2 separate regions of the Homo sapiens genome follow, and region 1 is linked to region 2. The links are chromatin loops, found by intact Hi-C in ENCODE. Cell type or tissue: Caco-2. All regions are shown on one strand. Links, peaks and the distances in the headings refer to the core of each region. The heading gives the core; the rest is flanking DNA. Region 1 has its middle 1.0 Mb from the start of LRRN3. Region 2 has its middle 890 kb from the start of LRRN3.

What was found. A loop is a pair of places that touch in the nucleus more often than their neighbours do. Peaks named below come from ENCODE experiments on the same cell type or tissue, not always from the same donor. Only the 100,000 strongest peaks of a DNase experiment are listed, where the experiment ranks them.
Region 1: a loop joins it to region 2, with 14 times the contacts of the local background. A loop is called at or near these places in 3 of 110 quality-filtered maps.

Annotation. Positions count from the first base shown.
Region 1 is chr7:110,085,464-110,097,539 of GRCh38, forward strand. No RefSeq gene overlaps it. Among named protein-coding and RNA genes, the nearest start is that of LRRN3, 1.0 Mb to the right of the region's middle. In Caco-2, for the core only: a CTCF peak has its summit at 4,842 (motif pointing right); no DNase peak of the experiment used is centred there.
Region 2 is chr7:110,197,895-110,209,970 of GRCh38, forward strand. No RefSeq gene overlaps it. Among named protein-coding and RNA genes, the nearest start is that of LRRN3, 890 kb to the right of the region's middle. In Caco-2, for the core only: no CTCF peak of the experiment used is centred there; a DNase peak (open chromatin) is centred at 6,847.

The DNA.
Region 1 (12,076 bases), core at 1,267-9,266, 110 kb before region 2:
GCTGAACAGATTTAGTGACAGAATAGAAAGCATTGAATTGTTGTTTTAAATACACTAAAAAATTGTTATTGAATTAATTATATGGCTTGAATTTATAAAATACCACTCAAGGCAACAAAAAATTAAGTAATACTTCTAGTTTCTAATAAAATTTATTTTTAATTATTCCCCATTTGTTTATAAAAATATTCCCTCCATTATGCACTCTCATTATAATTTTATTGCCTCTCAGTTTAGAAAATGGTTTGATTCTTTTTCTTGACATCCCCAATACATACATTTATTACAGTGAAACTACCGAGGCATCACAGTGGAATTTTCTATTTCTTTTATTCTCCATCTCGCTTCTCTTGCTACATACACACACACACACACACACACACAGAGAGAGAGACACACATACACTTTCACTCTTTCACTCAACTAAAAACAGAAACAATCAGAAACAATAATTTTTTTGGAAAAATAAAAAAAATAAGATGAGACCAAGGTTTATTTTTTTCTCCTTAATTCCCTGTTGCCTCTCCTTATATGCAGTGTGGTTTGGGAAAATAAAACAAACAAAACAAAAACATGGGCTGAAGTCTCTGATAGATTTGGGTTCAACTTTCAGATATATTTTCAATGACATAGGCTTGGATACATTTAAAACTTTTTGGAATCTCAGTGTTCTCCTATGTAAAATGAGAATATGTGGTGATTTCATCTATTGATGCTTGTGAAGAATTGTCTGAGGTTCTCAACTTTTATGCTACAGTCCTCCTAACTCACAAGAGTGTAAATGCACATGGACTTCTGAAAGGAGAGTTAAAAAATTATTTCAAAACTCAAAAATGTTTTTGAGGTTTTACGTTTTCCATCAATATTGAAGAAGAAAACCTTAACATGTGGGGCCTCTCCGCTTTTCTGTCCGCTTTTTCTCACTTTATGATTATCCTCTTCTATGAGGAATAAAATAGCAGAATCGATGAAGAGTATTTTACTTGAAAAGTAATCAAAACAGAAGAAATATTATGCCACACCCTCACATGGAGGGCTGCACAATGAAGGATAAAAATGTTACAGGACACATATCATACACAACTTTGAATGGTATGAAAGAGAGTATTGGTAGAGATGTACATCGTGGAAACATAGTGGGATGGACAAGAAGCTTTTTTGAATTTTCAACCCCTTGGAGATTTAAGATGCTAGAGAATAGGAAAGAAGCAAAACTATTAAGAGTTGTAATGTATCAACATTGTAATGTGGTATTGAGTTGTGATGTTTAAAACATTACTATAAGACTCAACCAGTGTCATAACTTTAAAAGCATAATAAAATGCTTATGTATATTGTGGCACACTCTATTATATAACCATGTTTATTTTAATATTAAGGTGATATTTATTCTTATAAGTATTTGTGGAAAATTGATATCACAAGAAGTTGAGCATGCTTATACTATGATTTCAAGGGTCTAGTATTCCTGTTGGTGAAACATTTAATTAGCTATCTTACCTGCTTAGCACAGTACTTGCCACAGTGTGGTGGATTAGTCTATACAAGCATCTATTCTAAGTCACATTTATGATGGTTAATTTTATGTGTTACCTTGGCAGGGCCACAGTGCCCAGATACTTGGTCAAATATTATTCTGGATATTTCTATAAGGGTGTTTTCTAAGGAGATTAACATTTAAATCGGTGAAATTGAGTAGAGCAGATTGCCCTCCAGATGCAGGTGAGCCTCATCCAATCATTTGAAGGCCTGAATAGAAGAAAAAGACTGACCTCTCCTAACATTTCTACAGCAGATGGCCTTCATACTTGAACTGCAACATCACCTCCTCCTGGATATCCATGCTGCCAGCTCACTCTGCAGATTTTGGACCTGCCAGCCTCCATAGTCTCATGAGCGAATTCCTGAAAATAAATCTCTCTCTCTTCTTCTCTGTACACACCACACACACACACAAACACACACACGCACACACACACCCGCCATTGGTTCTATTTCTCTGGAGAACCCTGACCAATACAGCAATCAATGACAAAATCATTTACTATCCATTAGAAGACATTGATGCAGTGATCTCACCTAATTTTAAACACAGAACTGGAGTGAAATTAAGAACTATTGAGCACAATGAAATTAAAATTGAATGTTTCACGGACTGAAATGTGGGCACCCAAAATTCATATGTTGAAGTCCTAACCTGCAGTCCTTTAAAGAAATAATTAAGGTAAAATGTGGTCATGTGTGAAGCCCTCATCCAACATGGCTGATATCCTCATAAGAAGAGGAGATTAGGATGCTCACACACATAGAGAGATGATGTAAAGACAGCCATCTAACAAGCCAAAGTGAGATCCCTCAGAAAAAAATCAACTTTGCTGACAACTTGATCTTAAACTTCTAGTTTTCAAAAATGTGATAAAATAAATTTATGTTGTTGAAGCCACCCACTTCGTGGTACTTTGAATGACTGCCTGAGCAACCCAAACTCATTTTTGGTGGCAGAACAATTATTCCCTGATCCATATCACAGAACTCCATATCAAATTGATCAGCAAGAGATGCAGAAAATTGAGTAGATCCGTTAGCAAATAGTAGGTTCTAAGGCTTTTTAAGTGTGACATTTATTTGAGAAACAAGATATTTTAAAACATACAGTTTTAAAATTAAAGCATTAGATAACACTCCAACAATGTTATCACCTTCATAAGCACAAATTGCATGCAGCCTTCATTGCCTTCCCTTTCAAAGCATGGCTTGCCTTTGGACTGAGGTAGTCAGGCAAGGCTCCTATGAGAACAATAAAGAATAACCTGATCTTTATGATCTTCTATTTAAGGGATTGTTATTTATCAGCCAGTCCTGAGGCAGCCAGTCTTTTTCTCTTTAAGATGAAACAGTAAACAATTGAATCACTCTCCTGACAACTCTCCTAATACCAAAATATCTCTTGTTTTCCCTGGCTACCAGTCCTACTAGGTTTATAAAATGTTTTGAAGCATTTAAAAGCCTCACCTGAAGCATACAAGTTGCTCATTTGTTGAGTGTATCTAAGAAGATGAGTGATGCACCATTTAAAAAGTTTTACAGGAAGATTATTTAGTGAAACAGCTCTGAGTTTAAGAGTATCACACACACACACACGCAAAATCTCTCACAGGAGTGCAAGTTCTAAAATCAGATCTAAAACGTATTTAGTGAAAAGTTTTTGCCATGAGCTTTCAGCTTTCATTTTATTTTATATGAAGTACATGATCAATCTTAGAAAAACTTTGTTATCCGTTTTCTTCCAGAAGCTAACTACTAATTGTTGCTTTAAAAAATTACCGCCAGTGCTCAACATCTATAATATTTGTTTTTTTTGTGTGTGAACTTTCTGAGTTTTTCTATTAAATCACTTTATAGAGTTAACGTGACTTAAGATTGTGGAATAATATGTATCAATTAATCCTGTATGACATTTATAATTAAATCCAATATAATTTTATCATATCTTGTATGATTTCAAATAAAATCCTGTGAGTAAAAATTATGGCTTTTACCTTTAATTTTGCAACAAATAAATAATTTCACAATAAAGATTTATTTATCTAAGTACTCTCTTCAATTCCTATTGACTTGATAGAAGCCAAACACTTGGCACCACTAGTTTTAAAAATTATTTTAAATTAGTTATAAAAATTAATTCTTCAAATAAGATATTTGATTAATATATTTCTAAGAAGACCACTAGTCCCATGAAGTCTCACCTTGTTGACTTCCACCAGAACAAAACCTGTTAATTCAGCTTGACTTCTGATATGTGTTCTTTGTTCAAGCTCCTGTGGGCAACTAAATTGTTTTAAGAAAACAATATTTCTGTTCATATTAATTCACTTGCCAGACTCCAATTCTGAAAGTTGTCTAGTTCTTCCTTCATCACATGTGCTTCTCATCGAAACCCTTGTTTCAGGATGGATCAAGTGATGTTACAGCTCATGTTCCTTAGACCTGATTTGTTTTGATGTTTTATTGCTTTTCCTTTTAATTTTTGTTTGAATGAGAAAAGTTTAATACCACAGGTGTCCAGAATTAAAAAATAATAATAATTCTGTAAAATGAATGCTGCTAGTGCAGACATTCTGTTTGAAGAAGCCACAATAAAGACGAAGTAAGTATCCACTTATTTTTCCACAATTCAACCAGAGGCAAGGAAAAAAATAAAAATGCAGACCCCCCAGTGTCAAGGAAATCGGGAGATCAAACTCTGAAGCACAATGTATATGCAAAGGGAGTCAACTGCAGTGGAGACAGTACATGAATGTGAAACAAAAGCAGAGAAAGAATTAACACTTGCAGACATCAGAAAGATTTAGGAGGCCAGGGGTGGTGGGTCAAGCCTGCAATCCCAGCACTTTGGGAGGCCGAGGCGGGCGGATCACGAGGTCAGGTGATCGAGACCATCCTGGCTAACACGGTGAAACCCCGTCTCTACTAAAAATACAAAAAATTAGCCGGGCGTGGTGGCGGGCGCCTGCAGTCTCAGCTACTGGGGAGGCTGAGGCAGGAGAATGGCGTGAACCCGGAAGGCAGAGCTTGCAGTGAGCAGAGATCGCGCCACTGCACTCCAGCCTGGACGACAAAGCGAGACTCTGTCTCAAAAAAAAAAAAAAAAAAAAAAAAAGAGGAAATAATACCTTTCCAAAGTCGAGTACAAACCAAAGTGCAAAATAAAATCCCTCTGTCTATCATAGCAGAAATAACCATAAGTTGGGGACAGGAAAGTCTCTGGAATTACTTGGCTCTTTGAAGCAAAGTGACAGGCTGATCCAGCAACAGACTTAGCATAGATTGCAGGAAAAAGCTCTCCCACAAGGGGTCAGAAGAGAGAATGTCAAACTGTTTCCAACACTAAACCGATTGGCCAAAGAGAAATAAATGCTGAAAATAAATCTCAAACAAAATATTAATATGTCAAAAAAACCCTCATAATAGACTGGAACACAGCCTGAGACCCCCTTCTCCATCAAATACTCACGATTTAAATATGAGTAACCAGTATAAGCACAGGATCTCTATGAAAGATTGTATGCAAAAAGGATGGGAACAGGATATCAAATGACCAATCAGAACATGTTGCCATGCGGGCGCAGTGGTCACGACTGTAACCCCAGCACTTCTGGGAGGCCGAGGCAGATGGATCACCTGAGGTCAGGAGTTCAAGACCAGTCTGGCCAACATGGTGAAACGCCATCACTACTAAAAGTGCAAAAAATTAGCTGGGTATAGTGGCGCACACCTGTAGTTCCAGCTACTCAGGAGGCTGAGGCAAGAGAATTGCTTGAACTGGGGAATCGGAGGTTACAGTGAGTCGAGATTACGCCATTGTACCCCAGCCTGTGCGACAAGAGTGAAACTCCATCTCAAAAAAAAAAAAGTTGCTGCCATGCTGAACACAAAAATAATGCCAATTATCCCACAAGTTATATATTTTAAATTCAACAAAATCACATTTTCTAACAAAAACCAGAGGACAAAGCAGGGATATGAGTTCTCAGTGAAAAGAAGGCAATATGAAAATCAGGAGATGAAATGCTCAAATATCATCTTATCAATAGGGTGCTCTGATGTTTTTGGTATTAGGGTTCTCTAGAGGGATAGAACTAATAGGATAGATGTATATGTAAAGGGGAGTTTATTTAGCAGTACTGACTCACATGATCATAAGGTGAGGTCCCACAACAGGCTGTCTGCAAGCTGAGGAGCAAGGAAGCCAGTACGAGTCCCAAAGCTGAAGAAGCTGGAGTGTGATGTTTGATGGCAGGAAACATCCAGCATGGGAGAAAGATGTAGGCTGGGAGGCTAAGCCAGTCTAGTCTTTTCACATTTTTCTGCCTGCTTTATATACTGGCCATGCTGGCAGCTGATTAGATGGTGCCCACTAAGATTAAGGGTGGGTCTGCCTTTCCCAGCCCACTGACTCAAATGTTAATCTCCTTTGGCAACACCCTCACAGATGCACTCAGGATCAATACTTTGTATCCTTCAATCCAATCAAGTTGACACTCAGCATTAACCATCACACTTCTTAATTCATAAAATACCCTCACAGCACTCTCTCTCATTACATTGTTTTTTTCCAATAACATTTAATTTAATGATGTTCTCTCCCCATTATAATATCAGCTCCATGAGAGCAGGGATTTGCCTAAATGATGTTTATGTAATATCAAGGCCTAGTAGGTGCCTGGCACAAAGTATGTCCTCAATAAGTATTCATTAAATAGATGATTAATACATGAACTGACAGCTCAATAAAGAAGTAGAAGAAAAAGTAGAACCACCGTATCAATGAAAGTTCAATCGAGAGGAGCATTAAAGAGAATTAACAGAGCTGAAAACTGAAGTAAGATAAACAGTAGTTAGAAATAAGAGAAAAGAAAATAATTAAATTCATATAAATAATTTGGAAAGATGTGAAGAATAGTTAGATATAGCAGAAAGAAAAGCCAATGTACTCATAATCATTACTGTGATATTACCATATTAATGATAAAACTCACAGTTTCAATTAAAGAAAATGTCCCAGATATAAAAGAAAAGATTAATCTATAGAATAAAAAGAATAATCTATGTCTCAGAAAAAAAAAATGTAGCCCAACCAACTCCATTCCAGGGTATGCATAGAAAATTATATGGACTTTAAAAACAATAATCTTTTGGGCAGTAAGGCAAAAAGTAAGGTATTTGAAGTCTTGCTAGCCTCAAGACTCACTACTGAAATATTCAATGAGGAAGAAAATGGAGCAAAATTCATGAAGTACTTAAAGAGTCTTTCATTAGTTTTCATACTTTTATGAAAAGTCATACGTTTATGACTAAAAATAATTACACTAAACCAAATTGTCAGTCATATAACACAACCAACAATAAATGATTTTTGAATGTACAAAGACTCAGGAAACATCATCCCTATTAACTTCTAGAAAAACCTAACAGGGATCAAATTCACCCAACCAAAATATGAATAGAAAAGCCTATGGCAGACAGATGGGCATTAAAAATTAAATCTCCTGAACTCTAAAATAAGATAAAAATGAGGACTTCCATTTCTGCCTTTGACGGAATCATAGACTAAGACTGGACATGCTCTCCTGCCACATACACAAAAATAAAACTGGACAAACTGTGAGATGACAGTTTTCAATCACTGGACAACAGGAACCACAGGACTGATCCCTGAGAAGAGCAGCACAGAAGCACAGTGAGGTAGAAGCCAAGCAGAACACAGTAGTCCCACTGAACTTAGAGGCACAAATTGGAGTCTGGACTGCAGAAGTGACTGCAATTTGGGGGCAGAGTCTTGAGAGGAGGATCCCTAAGGGTGGAAGTGAAGGGCATACATCTATGTTAGGATTGCACACATATTATTGGCTGAGGACTTGTCTGCAAATATTAAACACAAGACTCCACAAAGCCTGTCAGAGAGAAGCTGCTACCAAGTTAAGAGCATAACAGAAATAGTGAAGGGTGCTTGGTGATAGGAGATGTTTAGGTTTCAGCTTGAGAATGAAAGGATCTTTTTTCTTTTTCACAAGATATTAAAGCAAAGAAAGATGACCTGGTCAAATCCCCTTGCAAACCTGCTAATAAGATTATCTCCTGAAAAGCGGAGTATGAGAGTCCTTATCTGTAGAATGCATTTAGCAGGATGTACCTGGAATATACTAGGCTTGCTTAGAGAAAACAATCCCGAAGTGTGTGGATTGATGGGAGATGACTTCTTGTAATAATGTTACTTAAGTTATGTAATTACTAGTGAACAAAATGAAGATGTTTAATGACCAAATTAATTTCCTTTTGTGTAAGTGGCACCCTTCATGCATAACTTAGAGACTTCAAGGACTAAATCTGACCCAGAATGTATCCTAATGCACCATGAATCTGAAGAACAGCATTAGCATTCTGGATGTCTCTCTTCTCTTTTCTGCAAGTACTTGTATCCTTGAAATGATTAAAACAGTTTAATACCAGATAAAATCTCTGATCTATGTGGATATGATTCAACAGTCCACTTTTTGTATTAACTCCTACTGGCACAGTAAACAGAAGTTTCTTTCAGTCTCAAGGATCATAATGGCCAGGCATTAATGGAAAAAAAAAGAAAGAAGGGATTAAAAAAAATGAGGATTTGATCCTAGGTATACTAGCTATTCTTTGTTTAAAGTAAAAATATCCTTTGAGGCAAAATATTTGGACAAACCTTTCCAATAGAATTTTGGGGAAATTAAGACAGAAACACGAAAGTGGCTTTTCAGATATTCAGAGAGTATTAGGTAGAAGAGAAATTAGTGGAAATTTCTATTCCCTGCCTTTTGCTAGTTACTCAGGTAAAAGCCAGACCTCAAAAATCTGAAGCTGCAGTAGTGGGCAAAATAGCATTAAAGGCAGTTTTTCCTGTTCCTAGAAAGTTGTCTCGTGCTTCAGTGGCCAGTTGGAAAGATGTTACCTTCACTCACAAGGTAAATTAAGACCATTAATCAATCAGAAAACAATGCAGGTGGCAGGATCCCCAGCCCAATGACCACAAAATCCCAAAAGTATACTGAAAAATGTTAGGTTACTTTATAAAGGAATATCAGCAGAAACTTGGTTAACAATTATTGGCACAAGTACTTAGAATTAATGATCTGAAGAAATATCACAGATCCTAAAGACTCATAAGTAGGATAAATCATATGAATTAATAATTAAACATCAAGCATCAAGTGGCAACAAACTTCTGTCAGCTGATGCTTTTGACAGTGTGACAATTAACTTGCTGCAGTGGGTGAAGTCAGTAGTTTTGCAGACCAACCTGAAAAAGTTAAGACCTACTCTATCATCAATTCAGCAATGGAGAACTCTTTCCAAAGTAGTAAGAATAGCATGAGTGCAGGTGACCCTAAACTACCTTTATGGTTATCAGAGGGACTTACCTAACTCAATGCCTTCACTGCTGACTATGGTAGATGCTATAATAGTTAGATCCCCAGAGCTAGCTAAATTCATGAAAGAAGTAAGCATATGAGTGCATAGCTATGCACCAGTAGGAAAAGAGAGGATATAACTAACGTGACAAACAACTTCACTCAGTGTCAATGGGGAAGAAATCACTTAAAAATGACTATGGAACAAATTTCTCATGATCAAGGGGGATGGCATAACTGGCAAGTGAATTATATTGGTCCTCTACTAGCAGGTTCAAGTGGGCTGCAAATTGGAGTTAGCAAGGATTGCCACTACTCTACACTTTGGTTACAAAACAGAAACAATCTCAGAGAATATTGTCCAGTGGTATGTATTAATGTTGATGACAATGTATAATTTATTACTACCAATGTACAAAATTGGGCAAGGAAACATTACACAAACATATCACATTCAGTTTCATCCACAGAGCAGTGGTTTCACTGAAAATTAAAATGGGAAATTGTAAAACCAGTTATGAATGAAATCTGGTGGTAGAAAAGATTTAAAGGTTTGGCTTCATTGTTTAAATAACTGAGTCATTAGGTTGAATATAAAAGAAAGTAAGGTAGGGACTCCACTAAGATTTCTAAAATTAGGTAAAGAGAATGAGGAAACTGGGGAAAATGTAACTGCACAACTTTACTTCCAAAATTCACTAATTTTTGCTTGGCTTTTCCTGTTACAGTGTGCCCAAGGAAGATGATATAAACGGTCAAGATACAATACTAATAACATAAAATTTGACAGCAAATTTTCATAAAGTACCTTACAATGCGTTATAACTTTACTCTCTTCACCAAATTAAGACTAATTGTGAATTCAGTTTATTCCCATAAGTAATATGTAATATTTAGATCATCAGATTTAATATTGGCCCAATAGTGAGTGAAGGTGTTATAGTTTTCTGAAACTGTAAAGCCCTATGGTTAAATATTATATTAAGCCAGGCAACCCAACCATTGCAGAATTAGTGCATATCAAATGGAAACAGGATATTGCAGCAAACAGAAGAAACACTTGTAAGTGGATCATAATTTTAAAACACAACAGTACCACACTATTTCTATGAGAATGTCCCAGAGCAAGAAAATAATACTCTTAGCTATCTCTCAGATCCAGCACCAACTAATGGCCAAGCTGGAAAGAAGAAGAATACCAGATCTGTTTTCCTCAGAGAAAGTGATCTGGACTTTTTCTAATTAATGTATTTGCCAAAAAAAAAAAATCATCTGAAATATTTGGGGAAAATTAATGAGTGCATAATTTCACTAACTCAACTCACTGGTAGCCAACTATAGCAATCATTAGGCTAATATTTTACATAAGCTATATTTTTCATTAGGATTATTTTTACAGATGACCTAGAGAGATATTACCATTGAATCATACAGGGTGGTGAATGTTGAAGAGCAGAGTTTCTGTTCTTAATCAAGTCATAAATTACAATGATATGTTGCCAAGACAGTAGCCTGCTGATGATAGGAAGCAGATTGCTGCAGCCTGCTCAATATATCAGAGCTTGAGCTTCTCCTTTTCATACGTCATATGTAGAGAAGAATGGAACTTAAGGAAAGTGTAAATGTTACCAAGCAATCCTCAAAGAAGGTGATATTATTAATAACTCCTCTCTGGAGATACGAACAACATTTATTGGAAGTTTTATGGCAACTCAGATAGAGATTTTTTTTATTACATTCTCATGGAAATAGGGTGTTTTGGAATTATGATCCACTTGTAACTGCTTCTTCTGTTTGCTTAAATATCCTGTTTTCATAAATATACATCTATCTGGTTGATGTTTTGATGAAACATACAATATTTTGTGGTGCATGCACACTATTTTCTCAAACTGACAAATCTTGTAAAGGTCCAATGGCAGCAATCTATATGACTTTATTAACACCTGCCTTGGCATGCCAGAAATTCTGTAGGCATTTTAGGAATTGGACTTGGGATAATGCTTCTTGCTGAGTTAGGGTGAACTAACTAATGCAACTGGAGCCTTAAAACCATAAGTCAGCATAGAAAATTCAGTTTCCACTCCAACATGTAAACAAACTGAAAGTCATCTTTTTCGTACTTACAAAGAGAAAAAAAATCTGAACAGACTAAAAAAATCAATGGCATTTATTGGGTCCTTCTAAGAATTGAGGTTTCAGGGAAAACTGCCTCCATGAAATCTGAAAAACAGGTGAATACAGAGAATCACTGCTGAGATCAGCTTACTATATGCAGAAACTGCTGGAGCCATAAACTAGTAGGAACACTTAAGTAACAACTATGATAAACTGCTGGAGGATAAATGTGGATGATGAAGAGAGCATGAAAGTTTACAGGGAATCAGTCACATACAGACCCCTAATCTTTGAGGGACTTTTCCTTGGGAAACTCATCAGATTCTCACAGTAAAAAGCCAATGAAAATCCTCATGTCATTCTTGCAGGGGTAGGGGAAAAGTAATCATTTTGAAATATACCCAGTGTTCTCTGTAACAAAGACCTACTCATCATGGGAAAACACATTACTAGAGCCATATTCAACATGGGAGAAGGGAAGTTACCCACTCCAACTCCTAGCCTTCCTGTTTCACCTAAGTAAGTGGTGGAGGGTGCGGGGTAAGAGGGAATGGGGATAAAAGTTAAGAAACACTTGCAAAGGTCACAACCTAGGAACTGACCACTAAGAGACTGAGAATAAAACATAGGATTATAGAACTCTTTCCCTCCCTTTCTCATATTACCACCACATCAGAAAAGCCCTTGTACGACAGCAAGTAATTATAACTGAAAGAACTGCCAGGTGCAAACTTCATTTAAGGAGTTGCTGGGGAGATGCAGAAACAATAGAAGAATAAAAACAAAAACACTGGAGAGATCTTAACCTCTGGTGCTTACAGCTATATAGGAAACATTGAACACAGTCCAACTTTTAGCCAAATTAACATAAAAATTTATACAAAAACATTATTTGCCTATATAAAAAAGCGTATTTACCTCAGTCCCTATTACCTGATGCATGATGCTGGCTTTCAACAACAACAAAAACAAAATTACAAAGTATGCTAAAAGGCAAGAAAGAACAGTCTTAA
Region 2 (12,076 bases), core at 1,945-9,944:
TTACACAATTTGATAGAGTTATTACACAGCCTCCTCTTGTTAATCTGGAGACTTATGACTCTCCAGATTAGTTATACTCTCATTCTGAGGACAGTCAAGAACACATATCTCTACTCTTATTTGAAAATAAAATGTTAACTATTTCTCCCCAATTCAGGAAGAGACTTGGGGTGTCAATACTTCCCCGACCCCAACCCAATGACAGAAAAGAAATTGGCAGGCTCTTACATCTGCCCTTTTTCTCAGACCAAAACCTTGGATTCACTGAAATGGCTTAGAACTTTTCATTGCAGACTCTTACTAGATTTTCTTTGCACTATGGCTCCTTGACTTTCAGAATCTTCATTTAACCTATTAATGTTTCCTCTCTACTTTGTCTTTCATGCTCCTGAGGCCTCTGATGTGATTCATGTATTCGTTTGCTTGGAATCCTTGCTCAAATATTTTCTTCATATGGTTTATGTTGGCCTTATATTCTCTGAGGGTTTTTTTTTTTTCAATTTTTAGAAAAATGTTGTTACTTTTAATTTTTGCATGTACATAGTAGGTGTACATATTTATGGGTTGAGATCGTTTGATACAGGCCTGTAATGCATAATGACCACTTCAAAGTAAATGGGGTATCCATCACCTCAAGCATTTATCCTTCATGTTACAAACAATCCAATTATACTATTTTAGTTATTTTTAAGTGTGCAATTAAATTATTATTGACTATAGATACCCTTTTTTTCTATCAAATACTAGGTCTTATTCTATTTTTTTTTGTACCCGTTAACCTTTTCCACTCTCCCCCAAATTCCCATGTTGCCCTTCCCAGCCTCTGATAACCCTCCTTCTACTCTTTATCTTCATGAGTTCAATGGTCTTAATTTTTAGGACCCACAAGTGAATGAGAATGTGAAGTTTGTATTTCCATACCTGGCTTATTTCACTTAACATAATGATCTCCAGTTCCATCCATATTATTGCATAGGATAGGATCTCATTCTTTTTTTATGGCTGAATAGTATTCTATTATGTATATGTTCCACATTTTCTTTATCCATTCATTTTGTGATGGACATTAAGATTGCTTCCAAATCTTTGCTGTTGTTAATAATGCTGCAAAAAACATGGCCGTACACGTATCTCTTTGATATACTGATTTCCTTTGAGTATATACCCAGCAGTGTCATTGTCACATCATATAGTAACTCTATTTTTACTTTTTCGAGGAAGATTCAAACTGTTCTCCATAGTGGTTGTACTAGTTTATATTCCTGCCAACGGTGTACAGGGTTCCCTGCTCTCCACATCCTTTCCAGCATTTGTTACTGCTTGGTGTTTGGATAAAAGCCATTTAAACCGGGGTGACATGATATCTCATTGTAGTTTTGATTTGCATTTCTCTGATGATCAACGATGTTGAGCACCTTTTCATATACCTGTTTGCCATTTCTATATCTTCTTCTGAGAAACATCTATTTATATTATTTACCCATTTTAAATAAGATTATTAGATTATTTCTTACAAAGTTCTTTGAGCTCCTTATATATTCTGGTTATTAATCCCTTGTCAGATGGACAGTTTGCAAATGTTTTCTCCCATTTGTGAGTTGTTGTACCACTTTATTGATTGTATCCTTTGCTGTGCAGAAACTTTTTTTTTTTTTTTTTTTGAGATGGAGTCTCTCTCTGTCGCCCAGGCTGGAGTGCAGTGGCACCATCTGGGCTTACTGCAAGCTCCGCCTCCCAGGTTCACGCCATTCTGCTGCCTCAGCCTTCCGAGTAGCTGGGAATACAGGCACCTGCCACCACGCCCCGCTAATTTTTTGTATTTTTAGTAGCGACGGCGTTTCACCGTGTTAGCCAGGATGGTCTCGATCTCCTGACCTCGTGATCCACCCACCGCAGCCTCCCAAAGTGCTGGGATTACAGGCATGCGCCACCATGCCTGGCCACTGTGCAGGAACTTTTTAACTTTATGTGATCTCATTTGTTCATCTTTGCCTTGGTTGCGTATGCTTGTGGGGTATTTATTTACTAAAGAAATCTTTTCCAATCCAATGTCCTGGAGAGTTTCTCCAAGGTTTTCTGCTAGTAGTTTCATAGTTTGAGGTCTTAGATTTAAGTCTTTAATCCATTTTAACTTGATTTTTGTATGTGGCCAGAGATGGGGGTCTAGTTTCATTTTGCTGTGAATTTGGCTTGCTAGTATTTTGTTGAGAATTTTTCCATCAATAACAATCAGGGATTTTTGCCTGGAGTTTTCTTTTTTTTAATGTGTCATTCTCTGGCTTTGGTATCGAGATAACACTGGATTTGTAGAATGCATTTGGAAGTATTCCTTCCTCCTCTATTTTTTGGAATAGTTTGAGTAGTATTTGATATTAGTTTTTCTTCAAATGTTTCATAGAATTTAGCAGTGAAGCCATTGGGTTCCAGGCTTTTCTTTCTTGGAGGCTTTTAATTATGGCTTCAATTTTGGTGCTTGTTTTTAGTCTATCCAGGTTTTGGAGTTCTTCACGGTTCAATAATGGTAGGTTTTACGTGTCTATGAATTCATTCATTTCTTCTAGATTTTCCAATTTATGGGCATATAGTTGCTCATAAAAGCCAGTACTGATCATGTGAATTTCTGTGGTATCAGTTTTGATGTCTCCTTTTTCATATCTGATTTTATTGATTTGGGTCTTCTCTTTTTTTTTTCTTAGTCTGGCTAAATGTTGTCAATTTTGTCTATCTTTTCTAAAAACCAACTTTCATTTTGTGGATCTTTTGTATTGTTTTCTTTTCAGTTTCATCTAATTTTGCTCTAATATTTATTATTTCCTTTCTTCTACTAATTTTGGGTTTGGTTTGCTCTTGTTTTCTAGTTCTTTAAGAGGCATCCTTAAGTTATTTATTTCAAAATTTTCTTCTTCTTTGATGTAGCCCCTTATACCTATAAACTTCCCTCTTAGTACTGCATTCACTGTATCTCATAGGTTTTGATATGTTGTGTTTCCATTATTATTTGTTTCAAGAAATTTTTCAATTTACTTCTTAATTTCTCCATTCACTCACTATTCATTCAGGAGCATATTGTTTAACTTCAATGTATTTGTATAGTTTCCAAAATTCCTCTTCTTATTAATTTGTAGTTTTATTCCATTGTGGTCAGAGAAGGCGCTTGATATTACATCAATTTTGGGGACCTTTTAAGGCTTGTTTTTTGCTTTAACATATGGTCTATGCTTGAGAATGATCCATGTGCTAAGGAGAAGAATATGTATTCTGAAGCTATCGGAAAAAATGTTCTGTAACTATCTATTAGGTGCATTTGGTCTACAGCGCAGATTAAGTCTGATGTTTCTTTGTTCATTTTCTCTCTGGAAGATCTGTCCAATGGTGAAAATGAAGTGCTGAAGTCTCTAGCTACTATTGTACTGTAGTCTATCTCTCTCTTTAATAATATTTGCTTTATATATCAGTGTGCTCCAGTGTTGGATGCATAAATATATTTAAAATTATTATATCTTCTTGCTGAATTGATTCCTTTATCATTATATAGTGATCTTCTTTGTCTCTAATTATAGTTTTTGTCTTGAAATCTATTTTGTTTGATATAAGTATAGTGAATCCTGCTTTTTTTTTTTTTTTAGTTCCCACTACCATGATATATCTTTTTCCATGCCATTATTTTCAGTCTATGTGTGTCTTTATACATGAAGTATGCTTCTTGTAGGCAACAGATCATTAGGTGTGGTTTTTTAATCCATTCAGCTACTCTTTTTATTGAAGATTTTAGTCAATTTGCATTTCATGTTATTATTGATAAGTAAGTACTTATTCCTGTTATTTTGTTTATCGTTTTCTGGTAGGTTTGTGGTCTTCTCTTCCTGCTTTCCTTTTTCCTGTCTTTTGTTTTTTGTTTTTTTAGTGATGGTAATTTTCTCTGGTGGTATAATTTCTTGCTTTTTATATTTTGTGTATCCATTGTACATTTTTTGATTTGAGGTTACCATGAGACTTGCAAATGCTATCTTTTAGCCCACTATTTTAAACTCATGATGATTTGACACTGATTGCATAAACAAAGAAACAAGAAAAAAGTAATAGAAACTCAACACTTTAGCTTTGTCCCCTTTTTAACATTTTATCATTTCTGTTTATATCTTGTTCTGTGTATGTCTTGAAAAGCTGTATCTATTATCATCAGTTAATCTTTTAGTGTTTCTACTTATAATAAAAGTAGTTTACACACCACAATTACAGTGTTATAATGTTCTGTGTTTTTCTGTGTACTTACTATTACCAGTGAGTTTTGTATCTTCAGCTGATTTATTGCTCATTAATGTCCTCTTCTTTGTGACTGAAGAACTTCCTTTAAAGCATTTCTCGTAGGACAGATCTGGTTGAGGAAATTTCTTAGCTTTTGTTTCTCTGGAAAGTCTTTATTTCTCCTTCATGTTTAAATGATATTTTCACTGGATATACTCTTCTAGGGTAAAAGTTTTTTCCTTCAGTACTTTAAACATGTCATGCCACTCTCACCTAGCCTGTAAGATTTCCACTGCAAAGTCTGCTGCCAGACGTACTATAGCTCTATTGTATGATATTGGTTGCTTTTCTCTTGCCACTTTTAGAAGCATTTATTTTTCATTGATCTTTGAAAGTTTGATAATTAAATGCTTTGATGTAGTCTTTTGTGGGTTAAATCTGTTTGGTGTTCTATAACCTTTTCTACTTGAATATCAATATATTTCCTCAGGTTTGGGAAGTCCTCTGTGATTATCCCTTTGAATGAGATTTCTCCCCTTATCTTTTTCTCTATTTCCACTTTAAACCAATTGCTCTTAGATTTGTCCTTTTGAGGCGATTTCCTAGATCTCGTAGGTGTGCTTCATTCTTTTCTATTTCTTTGTGTTCTCTGACTGTATTTTCAAATAGTTTGTCTTCAAGCTCACTAATTCTTTCTGCTTGATAAATTCTGAATTAAGAGACTCTCATCCATTCTTACATATGTCAATTGCATTTTTAAATGCCAGAATTTCTGCTTGATTCTTCATTATTTCAATCTCCTTGTTAAATTTATCTAACAGAATTCTGAATTTCTTCTCTGTGTTATCTTGAGTTTGCTCAACACAGCTATTTTGAATTCTTGTCTAAAAGCACACATATTTCTGTTTCTCCAGGATTGTTTCCTGATTCCTTATTTATTTCATTTAGAGAGGTCATATTTTCCTGGATGGTCTTGATGTTTGTGGATGTTTGTCAGTGCCTGGGCATTAAAGAGCAGGTATTTATTTTAGTCCTTACAACCTGGGCTGGTTTGTACCCATCCTTAATGAGAAGACTTTCTAGGTATTTGAAGGAACTTGAGTTTTGTGATCTAAGTTGTATCTTCTTAAGGGGGTACCCCAAGCCTAGTAATGCTGTGGTTCTTGCAGACTAAAAGATATACTGCTTTAGTGGTCTTAGATAAGATCCAGAATAAGTCCTTGGATTACCAGGCAGAGATTTCAGTTCTCTTACTTTTCCCCAATGAATGGAGTTTCTCTCTTTGCAGTGATCCAAGCACCCCTGTGGCCACCAGCACTGGAACTGCACTGCCTTAGACATGAAACATAGCACTGGGTCTCACTTAAGGCCCACTGTAATAACTTTGTGGCTACCACCTATGTTCACTCAAGGTCCTAGCGCTCTACAATCAGAAGGTGGCAAAGCCAGCCATGCTTGTGTTCTTCCCTTCAGGATGGTGCATTTCCCTAGGCCCTGGGTCCAGAAGTGCGGTCTGGGAGCCAGAGACTAGAGTCAAAACACATAAAAATCTACTTGGTACTCCATACTACTGTGGCTAACCTGGCACTCCAACCAAAAGACAAAATCCTTCCCACTCTTTCCTCCCCTTTCCACAGAGGAGACTCACCCCATTTTACTCCTACCACAGACCCATGGGGAGTGCTGCACAGCTACTGCCACTGTTCACTTAAGACCCAAGGGCTCTTCAGTCAGCTTGTGGTGAATGCTGTCAGGCCTGAGACTCACCCTTCAGTGCAGTAGGCTCCCCTCAGGCCCAAGGCAGGTTCAGAAATGCCATCCAAGAGCTAAAGCCTCGAATCAGGGAACCTAAGAGCTCACTTGGTGCTCTACCTCTCTATGGCTGAGGTGCAAAACAAAGTCCCCTTTACTTTCCCCTCTGCTTTTCTCAAGTGGAAGGGGTCTTGCTTTGTAGCCACCACAACTAGGAATGTGATGAGTCTCACCTAAAGCCAGCAAGTCTCAGAGTCTCACCCAAAATCCTTAATGTAGTATCTGGGTATCACTGCTGTTTATTCGGAGCCCAAGGATGCTTTAGTCAGAAGGTGATGCATCCTGACAGGAATGGGTCCTTTTATTCAAGGCAGTGAGTTCCCTTCTGGCCCAGGGTGTGTCTAGAAATGTCATTTAAGAGCTAGAGCCTGGAATGGTTAGCGTCATGACTGCCCAGTGACCAGTCCTACTGTGGCTGAACTGGTATCCAAGCTGCGAGACAAGCCCTATTTATTCTTCCCTCTTCTCTCAAGGAGAAGGCAGGAGGCATTTTCCTTGCTGTGAGCTATGTTTCCTGGGGTTGGAGAGCAGTGGCACAAGCACTGCCTTCCCTACTCAGCCAATGTCTCACTAGGTTGTTGTGTCCCCCAAGTCCAGTAGCTCTAAGCTCATCACAGCACTGGGACTTGCCTAGGAGTTGCAGCCCTTGTGGCCTAGACTACCTTTCAAGTTTATTTAGAACCCCAAAGCACGTAGGCCTCTGTGGCAAGCCTTGGAGAATCTCAAGCTCTGACCAGTAGGATGGGCAATTCCCTGCTGGCTAAGGCTGATATAAGCACTCCCTCTATGGGTGGATGTCAGCTGAGTTCGGCCTGATTTTGCTTTCCACAGTGGCAGGACAGCACTGAGTTTCTACACAAAGTCTCACAATCTCTTCACTTTCCCTCCCGCAAGTGCACGGACTGTCTCCATACCAGGCAACCCCTGAGGGGACAGGGGAGGGGTGACATCTGCAATTTAAGACTGTCTTTCCTACCCTCTTCAGTGAATCATTCAGCAATATGAAGTTAAAACTGCCTACTGTCATGCTCACCCGATTCTTTGGTCCTTATGAAGGTGCTTTTTATGTGTAGAGACTTGTTAAATTTGGTGTTGCTGTAGGGGTTATGTTGAGTGGAGACTTCTGTTTGGCCATCTTGCTCCAACCCTCTCAGTTCTTACATCTTCTTACCCTGATAGGTGAATGTTATCTCATCCATGTGCGGGACGGATGCTTGCGTTGCAGTGCTTTTCTTTCAGTAGTTAGCAGATGTTTTTACACTGTGCTTTTCTCTTCTAGCATTAAAGAGAAGAAATCCCATGAAAGTTTACATTTTTTTCTTTGTGTGTAACTTTTTGTTTGAGAACTCATAAAAATTTTCTCTTTTTTTTTTGAATCAGAAACTTCAGGACGATTTGCCTAAATGTGTCTTTTTCCATCAGTCCTTCCTGGAACTTAGTAAACCCTTTCAATTAACAAACTAAAATAATTCTGCAAACCAGAGAAAACTGCCTTTTTCATTTCTTCAATTATTATAGTACTCCATTTATTGATTATTCTTCTTCTAAATTTCTATTATCTAACACTTTCTTAAGTCTCTAATCTTTTTCTTTATAATTTCAGTGACTTTGTATTTTTGCTCTGAAATCTTGGCTGTTTCTTCCGTTAGATCTTACAGGCCATTATACTGATCCTGAATAGTAATTATTCTATCCTCATCTTTCAAGATAATTTATAAATGTATTGTCATGGAAAATTCCAAAGTTGTACATAAATTAAAAGAATCCTAATAACACACCCTTTTCCATGTACCATTCATTACCTGTCTTCAGCAACTACCAGCAAATGGCCAATTTGATGTCATTTTTGTGTCAACCTACTACCTTCTAAGCCAATTGGATTATCTTCCAAAACATCCCAGACCTTATATCCTGTCACACATAAGTATTTCAGAATCTAAGGTAGTCTTATCTAAGGTAGTCTTTTATGCCATCTTATGCCTTTATGTGTCCAATTATTTTCTGTTAAAGTTCCTCATTTCTCCTCCATATTTTCCATTTTAACAAAAGCCAACTCTTCTGTGGGCTTTTTTTTCTTTGTATACACATGGTTCCAGTCACCCTGAGGTCAAGCTGCTGCAATGCTTTACCTTGTAGATATTGGGTATATTTAGTATTCCTCTTATCTGCAAGCTAAGGAGACAAAAATAACAAAACTTCTTAATCTGCTTCCTTTCCTTTTTCTCCTTGTTTGACTTCCTACTCTCTGCCTCTGGAAGCTGGCAAACTGACAGCTCATAAATCGTCATTCTCTGAAACCAGGAAGAAGCCTCTTTTCTCTTTCTTCAGCTGCAAATCAGTGGTCTGCATGTCTCAGAGTAAAGATGGGTTAAAGCCAACTGTTTCTCTACTGTGTAAATCCTTGGGGTCTAAGGAGACTAGCAGGTCTTCCTCCCATGACCACTTATGCAAGATAGAGCTACCCTAACTCTTATGGGTCAGTGAATCTACACAGGCCCCAAGACCCACAGAGTTCTGAAGTTTGCCTCAGAGCTTCATTCCCAGATTTAGTTAGGCCTAGAAGAGAACTGAGTCCTGAGCTCTAGTCCTATCCCTTATCAAAACCAAAAAGCCAATTGTTCCCACATATCTGCCATTCCCCACCTGCCTGCTAGCATTGATAGCTGTGCTGGTGGACAGATCAAAATTCATATTGGAGGGAGATAAGGGTATGCATTTGCACCACCCTTTCTCCAGAATTCCTCTTGTCCTTTATTCATGGTAGTATTTCTCAAATTGCATGAAATCCTTTGGGAGTTTGAAACATAATAAATACCTTGTGCCTATGAATCTGAACTTAAACATATATGTCTTTTTGGCCCATCAGAATATAACAATAATAATATGTGTTTTATACTGGACAACATGGAAATGTCATTTTTTCCCTAGATACAAAGTTATCAAGTCTTCACTCTATGCCACTTTTCTAAGATAGAAACTTTATAAGAAACAGGATAGGCTGGGAGTGGTGGCTCATGCCTGTAATCCCAGCACTTTGGGAGGTGGAGGTAGGTAGATCATCTGAGGTCAGGAGTTTGAGACTAGCCTGGCCAACATGGTGAAACCCTGTGTCTACTTAAAACACAAAAATCAGCCAGGCGTACTGGAGCACACCTGTAATCCCAGCTACTCAGGAGGCTGAGACAAGAGAATTGCTTGAACCTGGGAGGCAGAGATTGCCATGAGCCAAGATCGGGCCAAGATCCAGCCTGGACAACAATAGCAAAACTCTTGTCAAAAAAAAAAAAAAAAAAAAGAAAGAAAGAAAGAAAGAAAAAGAAAAGAGACAGGTTAAAGTATAAAATAAACCTCAGTTTCTGGCCTGGCCTCTGATTCTAAGAATGCTCACAATGTCTAAAAGGAGGCTTTTCTATGACTGATCACCTGCATATGGACCCCACGGGAAGATGACTTAGTCCAACACTGGAAAGACTTGAGTATTTGAAAACTATAGTATCATGAAATTCTGCAATTTTAGCATTTGGAAGGGTCTTAAAGATCATCTAATCTCTCTCTCGCTCTCTCTCCCACACACACAAACTTCTACACAACTTCTATTTTCTCCTCTAGACTAACAGAATTAGAATAATGTGATTTTTATGAAAGTGACTTATCCAAATTACCCAAAGGTCATCAATATGTGTTTTATAATGGACAACATGGAAATGTCATTTTCCCTAGATATAAACTTATCCAACTTGGTTTTCTGTTATGCTTGGTTAAAAATACATAATAAAATAACATTACATGTGTTTATATACACAAAGAAGTCCATCAAAAATATGTCTGGCAAAAATAAGTGTAATATATAAGGGAGGTAAATGTATGCTATAAGGAAAAAAAAACCCATAAAACTCATGTAGGCATTTTTTTAGTGTAAAAGAAAATAAATGGATGACACTATCTACTTGATAATATTTGAAACTGAAGTACCTAAATAAGCCGTAGAAAATCTGTATCTACTCACTTGAATTGCTATAATGCAATTTCTCAGAGGATTTATATTAGAATCAGATTGACCTTTATACCAATCAGAATATAATAGGTATGGGGAAACTACATTGAACCACACATTTCATTTTTGACTTTGCCAAAAATATGAAATCCATATTGTTTTTAAATAATAGAATTAAATGCATGTGAAATCACAACAAAATCTTAAAGAAAAAAAATTTTATCCTTAGCAAGACATATGTATTAAACTGAATGAACTACAAGGCACAGAAAGAACCATCCATTAAGTCAGGAAGATACAGTGGGTTCTTTCGGAAACAGAATTATGGCTGGGGAATCTGTGTGTGTGTGATAGGCATCTAACATTAGCCATTATTCTGTCATATCTACTTCATCAGTGAGTAAGAAATCTCATAATGTTGAATGAAATTGATCGCTGTTGTTCCTAGGATTCTGTATCAAAACTCTGATATGATATTCTTGCCAAACTACAAATCATCTCTTCAATGCCTCTTTCACAATGCAGTGTGGTGTATCTTCCAGGTTCTTTCAATGAACCAATCTGATGAATGCAAAATTGTAATCTGAAAATATAAAAACTATCTATACTAAGGTATACAGTTTTTAGAAGTAATAAAATATTTTATATCAAGTATATTACTTTTATGTGTTTGATAGGTAAGGGTTAAATATGGATATTAGTTTGTCAAATAATAATAAAATAAAATAGGTTCTCTCGTGTTAAATGCATTTTTAGGTTTCTAAGGACCCTTTAATATTAATGAAACATCGTCATCAAAAGATACATATTAATAGTTGAAATCATTTAATTTTTTTCTAATATTGCAAATAGACACTATGTCCCTTAAAAAACACATAAAACTTGGCTGGAAAAATATTGAAAACCAAAAAAAAATGCATGCCATTCCTACACATCCTATGAGGCACAGTTATTTTATCCCATAATCCATTACAACTGTACCAGTCTTTAAGACCATGGACAACCAGTGTTTAAGACCATGGACAACCAGTCTTTAAGACCATGGACAACCAGTCTTTAAGACCATGGACAACCAGTCTTTAAGACCATGGACAATTTTTTCTCATGAATCTGGGAAAGGGAAGAAAAGTGAAGCTAAGACAGAATTCTAATGCCTCCAACTGCACATAAAAGAGGGATATAAACAACAAAAGATTATGGCCACAAGGCACAATTATTTCACTATGGTATCAGGGGGTCATCGTATGAACCAATTCTAAAACACAACAAAGATTCTCATTTAAGAACAAAATCTTGGGCAAAGGAAATGCATAGAAATTTAACAACAAAGAAATCATAAAGACAAATGGCCACAATTAAACATTTAATTATATTTGTAATTAAAGAAATGCAAATAAAAACAAAAGAAAATTGCTATTTACCTTTCATATTAGCAAATATGAAAAGATTGAAAATACCCAGCATTATAGATGGCACAAAGCACTATCTATCCCACGTAGTATAAGAAAATAAGGTGCCTCTTATCCTAGAATTTTGTTACTAAAAATATATCTTAAGGAGACACATCAATAATTATACAAAGAATTTTAAGCAAGAATGTTCACAAAACATTTTTTAATAGCAGAACTTTGGAAACAACCTAAATTTCTATCAATTACGAATCTAACTATACAGAGGTATCTAAACTACATTTTAAAATGATTATGAATATTGTTTTTCCTGTAAGCCTTTAAATTTACTGCTTTCCATGTATAGATGTGCTCCCCCATACATCTATGTGCTCTCCCACATTTTCCAACACCCTTTTAGTTAAGCCAGATTATATGACTACTTATGGATCATCAGTGGTGACCAGAAGTGTTGGGTGATATTTCCGTGATGAAACATTTAACAGCCAGTACGCGACCCTCCATCACTCTCTGCCCTTGATCTAGAAACTGTATGTTCCAAATAGCAAGGCACATGTTGTCCAGATCATTGAGTCACTGCTTGGAAGATAGCTACTAGGTCCACGACAGACTTTAT